Regions from separate parts of the Homo sapiens genome. Here region 2 is linked to region 1. Evidence: chromatin loops called from intact Hi-C (ENCODE). Cell type or tissue: natural killer cell. All regions are shown on one strand. Region 1 overlaps FXYD6-FXYD2 (FXYD6-FXYD2 readthrough). Region 2 overlaps SCN2B (sodium voltage-gated channel beta subunit 2).

What was found. Peaks named below come from ENCODE experiments on the same cell type or tissue, not always from the same donor. Only the 100,000 strongest peaks of a DNase experiment are listed, where the experiment ranks them.
Region 2: it touches region 1 in a loop (5-fold over the local background); 5 of 110 quality-filtered maps call a loop at or near these places.

What each region holds. Positions count from the first base shown.
Region 1 is chr11:117,842,889-117,845,388 of GRCh38, reverse strand. All of the region lies in intron 1 of FXYD6-FXYD2 (FXYD6-FXYD2 readthrough), which reads left to right. All of the region lies in intron 1 of FXYD6 (FXYD domain containing ion transport regulator 6), which reads left to right. Among named protein-coding and RNA genes, the nearest start is that of FXYD6-AS1, 10 kb to the right of the region's middle. RefSeq lists an enhancer at 2,478-2,500. In natural killer cell, CTCF peaks have their summits at 1,045 and 1,244 (motif pointing left); a DNase peak (open chromatin) is centred at 1,218.
Region 2 is chr11:118,170,719-118,173,218 of GRCh38, reverse strand. The region is part of intron 1 of SCN2B (sodium voltage-gated channel beta subunit 2); the gene reads left to right. Among named protein-coding and RNA genes, the nearest start is that of SCN2B, 4.7 kb to the left of the region's middle. In natural killer cell, CTCF peaks have their summits at 1,206 and 1,408 (motif pointing right); a DNase peak (open chromatin) is centred at 1,398.

The DNA.
Region 1 (2,500 bases):
TTAAGACAAAGAGCAAGGTGAATATCCATACAGTGGAATATTATTCAGCCATAAAGAGAAATAAAATATGCATACATGCTACAAGGTAGATGAACCCTGAAAACATTATGCTAACTTGAAAGCCAGACACAGAAGTCCATGTATTTTATTATTTCATTTATGTGAAATGTCCAGAGTGGGCAAACCCATTGAGACAAAAAGTAGATGAATGGTTTCAGGGTTGAAGGGAAGGGGAGTCGGGGGTGACTGCCGATGGATACAAGTTTCTTCTTGGGAGGATGAAATGTCTTGGAACCCGAGATTGGTGACGAATGCATAAGTTTGTAAATGTTCTAAAAATCACTGAATTGTACAGTTTAAGATGGCAAACTTCCTGATGTGTGAATTGTATATTTTAAATTGTGGAAAGAACACTTACTATGAGATCTACCCTCTTAACATATCTTGAAGTGTGCAATTCAATATTGTTAATTATGCTGTACAGTGTTATACAGCAGATCTCTAGCACTTACTCATTTTGCATAACTGAAATTTTATATCTGTTGATTGGCAGCTTTTTAGAAGAAGAGCAAGGGAATGATTAAAAATATGTATTTTCAGCCAGGCGCGGTGGCTCACGCCTGTAATTCCAGCGCTCTGGGAGGCCGAGGTGGGTGGATCACCTGAGGTCAGAAGTTTGAGCCTGACCAACATGGTGAAACCCTGTCTCTACTAAAAATACAAAAAATTAGCTGGGTGTGGTGGTGCATGCCTGTAATCCAAACTCCTTGGGAGGCAGAAGCAGGAGAATCGTTTGAACCCGGGAGGTGGAAGTTGCAGTGAGCCGAGATCGCACCATTGCATTCTAGCCTGGGCGACACAGGGAGACTCAGTCTCAAAATAAATAAATAAATAAATAAAAATAAAAATATATATTTTTGGGATACTGGCCACCTCTGGGAGAGAGGCAGGGGGATGGGGTGGAGGGAAATAGAGGTCACTGCAGCAGTCTTTGTAAAGCTCCATTTCCTAAGCTGCTGGTTTATGGGTGTTTCTATTATTACTATGCCTCATTATATGTGTATGTTACATATATTTTTATACATATAAGATACAGTGTAGCATTCAAAGGAAATACAAGTGTGAAATGAGACAGCATTGAAAGCAAATTACCACCTTTTGATAAAGGCTTTTTGAATCAAGGTTTGGGCCTTGACGTGGCTGTGGATGCAGTCGTTCTGACCCCTGGTGGCCGAGAGGTGAAGTGCAGTGGCGGCTGCTTGCTCAAGGCCGGAGGAAGGTAGTGACCGTGCTGGGGGCAATCAGGGTCTTGGACTGGACGGATGTCCAGGGGTTCAGGCCACTGCCAGTTTCACCCCACATGGAAAACAGCACCCAGCCTTGGGCTTTCCTGGTTCAGGAAAAGCCTCTCTGTCTCCTCTCTGGCTCTTAACCATGCTCCTTTAAGCCCAGGAGTGAGATGTGTGTCCTGCCATTGAAATCTATCCCTGGGTGCCACCTCTTGGCCCTGCCTCCTGCTTCCACCAGGATAGCCCACCTGGGGCCATCCACCCAGAGACCAGGACTGATGAGCTCCTGAGCAGAGACCTCCGCATCCTCTGGGGAAGCAGAGGCTGGGGTGCTGAGGCTCGTGGAACCAGCCTTCAAACTCCTTTTGTAGAATCAAACCACCTTTCTGGAGGATTCTGAACCAAAGCCTGTGGGAAGAGCTGACTTGGGGACTTTTGAGGTGGGACGTAAAGGGTACCTGAAGGAGGGCTGTCAGCGCTTCAGGGCCCAGGAAACCACAAGTCTCCTCTCCACCCAGCTGGCTAGACTAGAGGGACACTGGTTTACTGGCCCCATTTAGTCTGATATTAAGAGACATTTCTGATGGGGTATTGGCTGTCAGAATGAACTAGGGATGGCCACAGAAGGGTGGCCTGGAGAGAAGGACACAGTTGAGATCTTCAAAGTCACGTCCCAGAGGCAACGTGGTGGAGGAGTTACCATGCTGGGTTAGGATCTAGGCCCTGCTACTCACTCTGGTGCATGTCAGCCTCATTAAGCTTCAGGTTCTCGGCCTGCGTTAGTTGTAGTGCTTGCTAATTGTACTAACTCAATTGTGCCAATTGAATTAATACATGCAGAGCATTCTCTAAGAGTCCAAGAAATGTCAACTGGTGGTGGCTCACGCCTATAATCCCAGCCCTTTGGGAGGCTGAGGCAGATGGACCACTTGAGGTCAAGAGTTCGAGACCAGCCTGGCCAACATGATGAAACCCTGTCTCTACTAAAAATACAAAAAATTAGCCGGGCATGATGGCACACGCCTCTAATGCCAGCTACTCAGGAGGCTGAGGCAGAAGAATCACTTGAACCTGGGAGGCGGAGGTTGCAGTGAGCCGAGATCATGCCACTACGCTCTAGCCTGGGCAAGATAGCGAGACTCTGTCTCAAAAAAAAAAAAAGTCAACTGCTTGTGCTTAGGTTGTTTGAACCCTCACCAAGTCATGAGTGC
Region 2 (2,500 bases), 330 kb before region 1:
GGCTGGCAGGGGATGAGGCTAGGGTATAGGTTGGTCCCAGATGCCAAAGGGCTTGGAAGCTGTGCCCAGGAGCCTGGACTTGATCCTGAAAGCAGTGGGTAGCCGTTGGAGGTCTGGAGGTGAGGAGTGATGAGGGTGGGTTGCTCCTGGCTGCACGGGGATGGACTGGAGTGGCCGGGGTTGGGGAGGCCCTTGAGCAGGAAGGGTCTGGATGGTAAGGCAGTGCAGGTGCGGAGATACGGGCTGGATGCCACACTCACCTGGGAGGCAGGGGCTGCCCCGGGAGACAGTTCATCTGTTTAGACACTTAAAAAAAAAAAAAAAAACCAAGAAGAAAATAATTACCTCATAGGTTGCTGTAGGGTGGAAAGAGGAGTGAAGAGATTAACTTCCAGTCTCTGCAAGAGACAGCATTTGGCAGATGAGCAAATTTTTATAGTCTCTGCAAGATGGGCTAGTTAGAACAGTGGATGACACGAGGCCTGAGGGCCCAGATGTGCCTTGGAGACAGCGGGTGGCCCGCCACTGCTGAGGTTTTGGATCTAAGATCAGAAGCCTCATCCCGTTGATGATCTTTTCCCTTCTGTGAGTTGAAAATCAGGAGACACAGGCCCCAGACCTGGTCTCAAATGGGACAACCAGGAAGATTGTGGGCCCCCCTTGTATGGAGGTTCCTTTAAATGGTACAATTCCCTGCTGGCGGGCCTGCCTGGAGTTGGACCTGCCATATAGTCGGCAAGAGATCGGATGCCTTGGAATGGGGCTCACTTCACCACTCAGCTTCAATGCCTCAACCCAGTCTGGAGCCAGGCAGGCTGGCTTCAGATTCTAGCTTCGCCTCTTACTAGCCGTGAACTTGGGCTCGTCTCTTAACTTCTTTGTGCTCCATCTTCCTCATCCGGAATGTGGGAGCGATAACAGGTTTTGTTAGTATTAAATGAGGTGATGTATGTAGAGTATGTAGACAGTGCCTGGCTCGTTGTAAGCATTTTGTAAGGGTTTGTGGCTGTGATGAAGTCCTTTCTGTGGCCTTGGCCATGCATTCGGGTGCTTTCCCGAAGCAGGAGAGTTAATCAAGAGACCAGAGTTTTGCTCACAGCTCTGACCTTGTTGAGCCATGGTCCCCTCGTCTTTAATGAGGGCCCGGACTGGCGGGAGGTCTGAGGCCAGCACCCTAGAGCTGCTGGGATTCTGGTGAGGCCACAGGCTTACGTGGAGATATTGGATTAGGGGCTAGGAACCATGATTCTGGCCTCAGCTTGTCCCTATTCTCTGTGTGTGGCTCTCATGGCCTTTCCTCACCGGTAAAACAATGGGGCTAGATCTACGGTTTCTGATCTCAGCTCCAGCTGTGGCTCCGGATCCCATGCTCGCTCCGCAGGATGGAACTTGACGTTTGACTCTGTGACCACTAGAGGGCACGCGTGTTCCGCCCGGTACCTTCTGCAGGGCCCCGCTGCAGGGTGGGGAGGGGGAGCCCGCATTGCACCTCTCCGGCTGCCCCCGTCCTGCCGGCCAGAAAAGGCGCCCCCGCACTCCTCTCTACCCTGCCCTCCCCCACGGCAGGGTGCTAGCTCCTTCGAGATGGTGAGGTTCAAGTTCTAATCTGGAGCACTGCCTTGGGCTTGGTGGGGGGCAGAGGCCCGCACAGAGTCCGCCGGGCTTCGCAGAACGCAGACTTTTTGGTCTGGGGAGCCCCTGGGAAGATGATCGACCTTCCAAGGGAAGAGCTAGAGGGATAGGACATTCCTGGGATGGGAGGTAAGCTCAGGACAAGCACTGTCAGTGCCTTCCCTCAGAGCTCTGGGCCTCTGCAGATGAAGATGCTGTTGGCATTTTCTGCACACCTCCTCCTTGGCTGGTGCGCTGCCAGATGCTTTCAGAACGGCGATGAAAGTACAGGAGATGGAATTGGGCTTTGTTCTTCCTGACAGGGGCCCACTCAGCCTCCCCAGTCCTTATTCCCCTAATGAGCACTTAAGCTCACACCTGGAATCCTCGGCCCTGGACTCCTCCTCTAGAAAACGCAGATGGTGACAGCTGTCTCCCAGCTTGGAGAACAGATGAGGTCCCCATGCCTACCCCTCCATCCAGGGCTGCTGCCAGTTCAGAGAATCTCTGGTTCTTAAGTCCTGCCATTTGCCCTGGTCACTCGGGCCAGGGGCGGGGCTGGCAGAAGGGTGCTCCAGGCAGATGTTGATTTCCCTGCAGGCTGCAGGGCGGCTGCTTCTACGGCTTTGTGAAGAAAAAAAAAAAGTTTGAAAAATAGGAGCCCTGCAGGCCTGGGCTGTTCGCCAATTCCTACGGACTGGTTGGAGTGGGGCAGTCTCCAAGGTGCCCTCAGGCCAGGCCAGAGGCTCCCCTAGAAGCCCTTCCTGTTTGCAAGGCAGAACTTGGGGAGAATTGAGGATAATAGCAGCTACCATTTGCTGAATACTTACTGCTTCTTTTCATTATCGAAACAACCCTGGGAGATCGGTGTCACCAACTGCGTTTTACA